2 separate regions of the Homo sapiens genome follow, and region 2 is linked to region 1. Evidence: read pairs that join two places in POLR2A ChIA-PET (ENCODE). Cell type or tissue: K562. All regions are shown on one strand.

Evidence for each region. ChIA-PET counts read pairs that join two places held together with the same protein. Peaks named below come from ENCODE experiments on the same cell type or tissue, not always from the same donor. Only the 100,000 strongest peaks of a DNase experiment are listed, where the experiment ranks them.
Region 2: POLR2A ChIA-PET joins it to region 1 with 5 read pairs; 3 of 35 experiments call an interaction of 5 or more read pairs at or near these places.

The regions. Positions count from the first base shown.
Region 1 is chr18:12,474,579-12,479,578 of GRCh38, forward strand. All of the region lies in intron 10 of SPIRE1 (spire type actin nucleation factor 1), which reads right to left. Among named protein-coding and RNA genes, the nearest start is that of PRELID3A, 69 kb to the left of the region's middle. In K562, a CTCF peak has its summit at 4,316; no DNase peak of the experiment used is centred here.
Region 2 is chr18:12,286,084-12,291,083 of GRCh38, forward strand. No RefSeq gene overlaps it. Among named protein-coding and RNA genes, the nearest start is that of TUBB6, 20 kb to the right of the region's middle. RefSeq lists enhancers at 945-1,940, 1,941-2,934, 3,185-3,948. In K562, no CTCF peak of the experiment used is centred here; a DNase peak (open chromatin) is centred at 2,168; H3K4me3 peaks cover 1,050 bases.

The DNA.
Region 1 (5,000 bases):
TGGGAGGCCGAGGTGGGCAGATAACCTGAGGTCAGAAGTTCGAGACCAGTCTGGCCAACATGGTGAAACCCTATCTCTACTAATATTACAAAAACTAGCTGAGTGTGGTGGTGGGCACCTGTAATCCCAGCTACTCGGGAGGCTGAAGCAGAATTGCTTGAACCCGGGAGTCGGAGGATGCAGTGAGCTGAGGTCGCTCCACTGTGTTCCAGCCTTGGCAATGTAGTGAGGCTCCATCTCAAAAAACCCCCCCAAAAAACCATGTTTGGAAGCCAGCCATTAAATTTGAGGAGGAGAGGGAAAATGGGGAAGTAGGTGATACAACTGAGAAGCAGGAAGAAAAAGAATAAAGTCAACCTTTTTGAGACTGCCCTTTATTTGTTCTCTACTGTCTTCTACAGCCCTGAGTCTTCACTTGGTCTTTGCTCATGGTGCAACGTCAGCCAGGAATTCACTAGACAAGTCAGCAGAGTCACTAGATGCCAGACATGCAGTAAGGAGCAGAGGTTTGAGTAAGACTGCATTTCTGCTATTGGGAAGGCACGGGAGAAATACATCAACATGCTGTGGCACAGCCCGGCTCACATCTCATAACAAAATGGAAAGCCCTCTGCTGTCTTTTATACTCATTCTAAAACCTAAATCCTACTACTCTTCCACGTGGCTTCTCCAGCCTTTTCAGTCCCTGTGGTGTTTACTGACTCACTGAACTGACCTCTGCCGTCTCTGGACTTCTGTAGTGTCCAGTCACATTCTACATACCCTAAGACACTGTGCTCACTAAGCACTTGGAATGATTCTTAGGTATGTTTTTTATATTCTATTTAAATTATAAACAACAGAAGGGCAGAGACCATCATATTTCTGTCTGTACCTGCAGTACTTACTGAAGGCATTCAATAAATATTTGAATGGAAAAAATGGAGTGGTACTGGAAAAAAAAAAGAAGTTGGTGAAAAGAATAGGAGAAGAGTTTAAAAATGCACTAAAAAGTAGGGAACAAAAAATTACTATAAAATGTGAACGAAAAAAAACCCTGTAATGTGACATGGGATGTATTTAACAGTCTCTGTATTTGTGGCCATTTGTAAGACAGCAAATATGACCAGAGGTAAGTCAATCTTGGTTTAGGAATAGATAGAATTCCTCAACATCTTTTCCAGTTTCATGCTTCTGGAGCAAAACTACCACGTTTTGGAACTGGAAGAGACCTAGAAATCACAGAATCAGCTCCTCTCATCAAAGGGAGAATACGCTGATGGCCAGCAAGATCAAGTGTCCATTCCAGCACCCAGTCCGTACACCCTGAGCGGGCCTAGGGCAGGTGCCACATGGAGAATTGTCTTTACTAATTCACACTGTAAGGAAACACAGTTTGAGTTTCCAGGTGTTCATTCATGTCTATATAAATGTCAGTTCATTAAATGGCTTTACAACAGACCTTCTTCTGAGCTGGCTTTAACCAGTTGATGATCTGAAATTAGCTAATGTTAATAGTGTTTTAGAATAAACACAATTCATCTACCACTATTAAAGAGAACTACTGTCTCATCAATAGAAAGTTTATTAAAACTTTGATTAATACAAACACAAAACTTGAAACAGTTGATTAAAAATAAAGACTTTGGTTTATCTGTGTTTTCTAAATGTTAACATATGAATACATTTAGAAGTTTTCAGCTGGGCGTGGTGGCTCACGCCTGTAATCCCAGCTCTTTGGGAGGCTGAGGCAGGTGGATCACTTGAGGTCAGGAGTTTGAGACCAGCCTGGCCAACATGGTGAAACCCCATCTCTAATAAAAATATAAAAAAATTAGCTGAGCATGGTGGCAGGCACCTGTAATCCCAGTTACTCGGGAGGCTGAGACAGGAGAATCGCTTGAACCTGGGAGGTCGAGTTTGCAGTGAGCAGAGATTGGGCCATTGTGCTACAGCCTGGCTGGCAGAGCGAGACTCTGTCTCCAAAAAAAAAAAAAAAAAAAAAAAATATATATATATATATATATATATACACACACACACACACACACATATATACACACACATATATATACACATATATATAAAAGAATTTCAAATATATATAAAAGAATTTCAAAACTTCTAAATATATATATTAAAAAGGAATTATGTATATATTTAAAAAGGAACATAAGGCATTCCCACATTTAATACCTTTGCTCTTCCCTTATACTTAAAAACATCAATTTTAGATTGAAGAGGAAGAGAGGAATACGCTTATTTCCATACCCTTGTCTAAGATCATTCACTCTGTTCCATAAATCTTTGAGATTTCTACCACCACTGACTTAAGAACTATGATTCATCCGGGTTTAAACCAGTAGCTAGTGACAAAAGTCAGAGGTAGCTGGAATCCAGATCTCACATTTCTCTTTTCGGCAATTTATTGCTTGCTTCATGTTCTAACTGATGAAAATGGCCTCTCTTTGATTAAGAAGAGTGTGCCTAGCAAATCATCTCAAGATTTGGATTTGGGGCATTACCACTTTATCTTCAAAAAGAGGACCACAAAGAAGGTTACAGAGGCTGCAAATTTATCTGATCATGCCTTGCTGTGTAGTGTTGCCTCATGAGGTGATGAAAGAGGACTAGAAAAGGAGTTAAAAGTAGGCCTGTGGGGGTGCAGGAAGGTAGTTCCTGGCAGCTGCAGATTGGTGCCACCCAACCAAACTCTGTGAAGGGACTGTGATCTGTGTAGCCGTGGTCACAGAGGTTCCTGGGCCCTTGAGTGCCATGACTGAGAAACTGAGTTCTTCATTTATTTAATTTTAATATAACTTAAATTTAAATAGCCACATGTGGGAGTGGCTACCGAATTGGAGCTCTGTCTAGATATCTGAGCTAGATGCTTTTAAAATGTAAATCACTGTTCTTATAGGTTAGTATGAATTTATCTAAATATTTGAGTGTCTACTGAGTGTTAGAAACTGGTGATATAAAGTAAATTCAGCATGGTTCCTCCTCTCAGGGAACATGTACTCTGGTGGGACAGAGAAATAAGTGAATAATTACATGACAGGGTGTTAAAGTGTTCCAGTGAAACAGAGGGATGAGTGGGTTATGATAGAATCACAGAGAAGGGGTCCTGGCAGGCTAGTGGTATCCAGGAGACTTCCTAAGACAAAGCGAGGCCACGCTGACTCTGACAAGGACGTGAGGGGCAGACCGCAGACACAGCTAAGCACCAAGCTGAGCACCGATGGGCTGTGCAGGAAGAGTGAACGGCTGTGCGTGGCTGAGGCATAAACCAGAGACAGGGAAGGTGTGACATTAGACCAGAGGTGTCTGCAGGCGTGTGATCAGGGGATGCAAATTTTATTCTGTAAGTGCCAGGGAGCCTTCCGAAGGTTTTAAGCAGGAGTTACAAAGAGCGGTGAGTGCAAGACGGAATTTGGGGAGCCAAGAAGAAAGTCAGATAGACTGAAGAGACGGTGAGAAAGAGAGACCAACTGACGTTAGTAATATGAATATTTCTTATTGTTATTAGTGTTTGAAAAACCTTTAGTAGCAAAATTATTATTGGTATTGCTTGGAATGGAGTGGAGACCGATGAGAGGAGAATTAAAGAATAATTCCTCAGATTCTACCTTGGATGGAGCCAGCAACTAGGATAGCAAGCAGAAGATGAGAAGCTAGGGGGTATGTGTGCATGCACGCAGGTGTGTGTATGTGCATGTGTGTAGCTAGGGTGTGAAGCTGGGGTGTGTATGTGTGTGTAGCTAGGGTGTGTGTGTGCACGCATGCATGTGTAGCTAGGGGAGGTGTGTATGAAGCTAGAGTGTGTGTGTGCGCATGTGCGCGTGTAGCTAGGGTGTGTGTGTGAAGCGAGGGTGTGTATGTGTGTGTGTAGCTAGGGTGTGTGTGTGCACGCACACATGTGTAGCTAGGGGAGGTGTGTATGAAGCTAGAGTGTGTGTGTGTGCATGTGTGTGTGTAGCTAGGGTGTGTGTGTGAAGCTAGGGTGTGTGTGTGAAGCTAGGGTGTGTATGTATGTGTGTGTGTAGCTAGGGTGTGTGTGTGCGCGCGCATGCGTATGTAGCTAGGGTAGGTGTGTGTGTTTGATTTGGCAAGTGGGTGAGGGAGAAGGGAGGGAAGAAGAGAATTTCATTTTACCTAAGTTGATTTTGAGGAAGGGCAGTGGAGACCCAGCAGGCAATGACGTATACAATACTGACATCGCAGATGGGGGCTTGAGATGGATGTGGGAAGCATTAGCATATAGGTGGATGTTGACATCAGGAAGGATATGAGATCTTCCCTCTCCACAAGGGGCAGTAGGTGGATGATGAAATCTGGAGAATACTATTAGAATTTTCTTTTTTGGAGTTTTGTCTGTTGGTATTACTATTACAAAAAGAACAATCCTAAGTATGAGTGTGTGTATATGTGTGTGTGTATTTTAGAAGAATCTATGCAAAATGTTTTTCTTAACTTTATTTTTTTGTTCCCCAAACGAGAAGATATTAAGGTAATATAAGCTGGAAAACTTGCTGACTTGTTTTAACCCCACATATAATTTAAGACTACATATATGTGTGTGTGTGTGTATACATATATGTATTTTTTTTTTCTTTTTCTTTTTTTTTTTTTTTTGAGACAGAGTCTCACTCTGTTGCCCAGGCTGGAATGCAGTGGCACAGTCACAGCTCACTGCAGACTTGAACTCCTGGGCTCAAGGAATCCTCCTGCCTTAGCCTCCCAACTAGCTGGGACCAGAGGTATGCACTACTGCATGTGGCTAACTTTTTAATTTTTTGTAGAGACAGGGTCTTGCTATGTTGCCCAGGCTGGTCTCAAACTCATGGGCTCAGCGATACTCCTGCCTTGGCCTACCAAAGTGCTGGGATTATAGACGTGAGCTAACATGCCCGACAAAAATTTTAGTGTTCTATAATTATAGCCACTATATTGGTCTTTACTAATAGAAAGTAATCTATTATTTAATTTCCTGCAAACCAAATTAATTTTAATCCTAGCTT
Region 2 (5,000 bases), 190 kb before region 1:
GCATATTCACTCTAATTTTTAAATGGGGCCGGACGTGGTGGCAAGCACTTGTAGTCTCAGCTACTAGGGAAGCTGAAGTGGGAGGATCACTTGAGCCCAGGAGATGGAGGCCAGCCTAGGCAACATAGCAAAACCCCCATCTCTAAATAAAAATAAAAATAAAGAGCTTGGAGCCTGGATGGGGCTGGGCATATAGCAAGCACAGATGCTTGGGAAGTACACCCTTTAATTTTCACACTAAGGAGAAAGAAAGGGCTAAGAGTAGTTCAATACAGTATCTTCAAAAGGTTTGACCATTTATTTGCCCATTTTTTCCTGAAAAGAGTGAATGAAAACATTTACTATAACTCAGATACTAATACACCTTTTTGTTTCTTTTCTTTAAGAAACAGGCACAGTTGTTAAGATCTGTTTCAGATGAAGTTGGGTGATGGATACATGGGCTTTCATTAGTCTCTGATTTGGGTATGTTTTTAATGTTCTATAATGAAAAGGGTTTTATTGATTGATTTCTTTTCTTTTCTTTTTTTTTTTTTTTTGAGACAGAGTCTCGCTCTATCCCCCAGGCTGGAGTGCAGTGGTATGGAGTACAGGGGCGTGATCTCGGCTCACTGCAACCTCCGCCTCCCGGGTTCAAGCGATTCTCATGCCTCAGCCTCCCAAGTAGCTGGGATTACAGGCACCTGCCACCAGGCCTGGTTAATTTTTGTATTTTTAGTAGAGATGGGGTTTCACCATGTTGGCCAGGCTGATCTCAAACTCCTGACTTCAGGTGATTCACCCACCTCGGCCTCCTGAAGTGCTGGGATTACAGGCAGGAGCAACCGCGCCCGGCCAATTGATTGATTTTTTTTAAATGCTTCCTCCCTCCCAGGGAACTGTGAATGAAGCTCTTCTTTTAAATGTATATATTTCAGAGATGGGGATCTCACTGTGATGCCCAGGCTGGTCTTGAACTCCTGGCCTCAGCTGGTCTTGAACTCCTGGCCTCAAGTAATCCTCCTACCTCGGCCTCCCAAAGTGCTAGATGACAGGCATGATCCCGGCCAAGCCCTTCCTTTAACCACAGCTCTGGAGACTGTCACTTGGACGACCAGGGCTGCCAGGGTTTCCGGAGGGCACGGCCTCCTGACTGCTCAGGGCTTCCTCAAGGTGAGCTCAAGACCCGCAGGGCTTCCCTATGGCAAGCCGTCGAGGCTTTCTTTGGATGCAGGTGGCCGCAGAGCGCTCATGCGGCGTCGGTGCTGGCAGCCAGGTGAGCTGCGCCAGCTCAGCCCGAATGAGCGGTGTCAGGCTATGCACCGTGCTCCCGCCCGCCCTGCGCCCAGACCTCCGCCTGCCCTGGAGGTGAAGGACGCGGGCTCCCCACGCTCCCCCGAGTGATGGTGCAGAGGCGTACTCCCTCTCGGGGTCCCCACTCCACATTCCGGCGTCCTCGGAACAGCCGGCACAGGCAGGGCGGGCGTCAGCTGTCCGGTCGCACCTCCCTGCAGGGGCATTCCTTGGCCTGCTGCTGCCTGCCAGGCTGACCCAGGCGCAGGCGCTCAGGTAAAGGCAGTGGCCAGCCCAAGCTGCCGACCCAGCCGCTCCTCCCAGCAGAGGCCAGGTGAGGAGGCGAGGATGGTGGGGGTCGCCCAGGGAGAAAAATCTCATCCGACAAGGAAAGCCTGGTGACCCCCTGTCTGCCTGGGCAGAACTCCCCTCCCAGGAATGAGCTTTGGACAACGTGGTTCCTCCCGTTGAATCAGGTTCTGACCGAGTCCGCTGCAGCTGCAGGCGGGGGCGCCCTGCCGAGCAGATACCCAGCGGAGCTCCGGGGCCCCGTTTCTACTGTAAGCAGCTGGGGGCCAAATGTGCGCCCGGGCACGTCTCTTGGCCTCTCCCAGACTCGGCACCCTCATCTGTAAGAACGTGAACGATGTCCGCCCTGGACAGGACTGCGGTCGCGAGAGGTGCCCGGGCCAGGCAAGGGACACAGCGCGGATCTGCTGGTTTCCCCCTTGATTCCATGCGTGGGCGTGAAGCGTATTCTTGGGAGTCAGGCACAAATGTGACTTAGTAAGGAAGGGTGAGCGTTGCTGGGATGGGTGGGGAAAAATGTTTTCTGCATCACGGGGCCAGCTGGAGCGGGGAGTGGCCACCGCAGGATTCCTGGGTGCAGCTGAGACAGCTGGGGCGGGGCGTGCTGGGCTCACACTGAGTTCAACTCTCCAAATAGCCCTCGCGCCACTGTCCAGAACAGACGATAAGAATTTCACAGGACTTTCGTCTGGAAGTTTGCGGTTGACAATGCGTTTTTACCTACATGATCACAGTAACTTTCCCAGCAAGGCTGTTAGCTAAAGAAGGTGCCCTCCCCGCCCTGGAGCCTGAGAGAGGACGAGCTGCAGCCTTGTCCAAGAGAAAGGCCCGGGGGACCCAGCCATCCACCTCCCTGCCCACCACCACCCTTCCTTCCAAGGAGCACGCAAGACCAAGCCTAGGACTCGCTACAAAGCTCGGTTCCTAACTAGACCGGCGGGGACTGACTAGGAATGGAATCCAGGCAAACACCTGGCCGATCATAATCAGGTGCAAACCATTCTGATTCTATTTTTTAATGCCATTCTAATTTATAATATGTTAAACTCTGAGAAAAGCCTAGAGAGAGCCACTTTGCTAAGGCGTGCATTATTCAATTTTTCCTTATTCCAGTCATAATATTCTGGGTCCTCCTCTCATAATATTCTGGGTGCCTCCTGCAAGGCAAGCTTTCTGCCGTCCTAGTCTCTCCATTCACAATCACTCGCTTAGGGCATTGGCATAGAAAGTAACACACTGAGTCTTATGCACAACACGCAGGAGGTGTCCTCTTTAACCTTCAGGAATGTGTATTCTAGTGCCGGAGGTGGGACTTCTGAATGTGAAAGGCGGGATCCTCTGCTGGGACAGGGCTTGGTGAGTGCAGAGGCTGCGGTGGGTACAGACAGGAGGCGGTCGCTCAGCTCTCACAGAGCTGGCCTGGTGATATCCTGCCCACCTGGAATCTGGGACCTGAAAAAGAGCACATTGGCTCATCCTAGCCTGGAGGTGCAGACAGTGCAGATTAAGTTGATTCAAACCAATCCACAGGGGTAAAAATACCTCAAAAAAAGAATGAACCTTCCACTTGTGCTTTTAACTGAGAAAGTGCAGCACAGCTTTAGATATCTTTGCTGGCAGCTGTTCATTATGCAACAGTTCAGCTGGTGGCAGGAAAGGCAGGAAGAAAGATGAGCATATCCAAAAGATCCAGAGATGGGGAAGGGGCTGGAAGGAGGGGAGGGAAGTGGGCGAGGGTTTTGTTTTTGGTTTTTTTTTGTTGTTTTTTTTTGTTTTTGTTTTTGTGTTTTTTGAGACAAGAGTTTTGCTCTGTCGCCCAGGCTGGAGTGCAGTGGTGTGATCTTGGCTCACTGCAAGCTCCGCCTCCTGGGTTCACACCATTCTCCTGTCTCAGCCTCCCAAGTAGCTGGGACTACAGGCACCTGCCACCATGCCTGGCTAATTTTTTGCATTTTTAGTAGAGACGGGGTTTCACCATGTTAGCCAGGATGGTCTCGATCTCCTGACTTCGTGATCCATCCGTCTTGGCCTCCCAAAGTGCTGGAATTACAGGCGTGAGCCACTGCACCCAGCCAGGCGAGGGTTTTTTCAGAGGTGAAGGGCAGAAGTCCCAGAGGTGGATGGGCACGAGAGCAGGGTCCAAGCAGAGGACAGAGGTGGAAGTCTGGGACCAAGGATGGAGGTAGCAGCTGTGGGGAGAGCAGGAAACAAGAAGTGCGGGCTGCAGGGAGAGACTCCAGGTCCTGGGAGGGCTCGTCTGGAGTACCTAGGCAGGGTCTGAAGCCTAGGGGAACAAAGTTCTGTGACTAGAGCCAAAGGTCAAGGTTCTGAGTGGGGTCCACTGAAATTATGGCTTTTCCATGAATGCCATCACAAAGCAAAGAGGAAGATAACTAATCAACAGATGCAAGTTCTGACTTATAAAATCTGTGTCACACAAAGCTGTATCCTGGCCTGCATGCACACACTTTCTGGACTCACCACAGGCATGGTCCTGGAAACCACTGGCCTGCAAGGCAAGAGAAGGCAGAAGTCACCAGGGTGCCCCTGGGAAATCCTGTTTCCCAGAACCTGTGCCAGTTCAGCTGTGTTGCACAAAGTCTGCCCCTGCCCCCTGCAGGGTTGCATCAGGGCCCCTCTGCCCTGCAGACTGGAGCACGGGTGCCCTCACTGTTGGCTGTTGAGCCTCCCAGCCCTGGTGGAAGGCAGGCTGCCATTCCTTGCTAGGCACCTTCCACACCCTGCCCTCTTGCCCTCACCAGCAGCTTCCCGCATTCATTCTCAGCACTTCCATCCTCAGTATGGACAGGAAGAAAATGTGCCAATCCATGTAATAGTAAGAATGATGGCAGTCACTATTTGTTCCTGGAACAATTTTATAAATTATTATAATAATATTGGCTGGATGCCGTGACTCCCGGCTGTAATCCCAGCACTCTGGCCAAGGTGAAAGGATCACTTGATCCCAGGAGTTTGAGACCAGCCTGGGCAACATAGTGAGACCCTGCCTTTTATTATATTTAAAAATTAAATATACAAAAGAAAAATAGGCCAGGCGCTGTGGCTCACACCTCTAATCCCAGCACTTTGGGAGGCCGAGGCAGGTGGATCATCTGAGGTCAGGAGTTCAAGACCAGCCTGACCAACATGACAAAACCCTGTCTCTACTAAAAATATAAAAATTAGCCGGGTGTGGTGGCTGGTGCCTGTAATCCCAGCTACTCGGGAGGCTGAGGCAGGAGAATCACCTGAACCTGGGAGGTAGAGGTTGCAGTGAACCAAGATTGTACCACTGCACTCCAGCCTGGGTGACAAGAGTGAGACTCTGTCTCAAAAAAAAAAAAAGAAAAAGAAAAAAATATAGATAGATAGATAGATATAGTATCATATGATTATATAAGTTACAATAATTATTATGA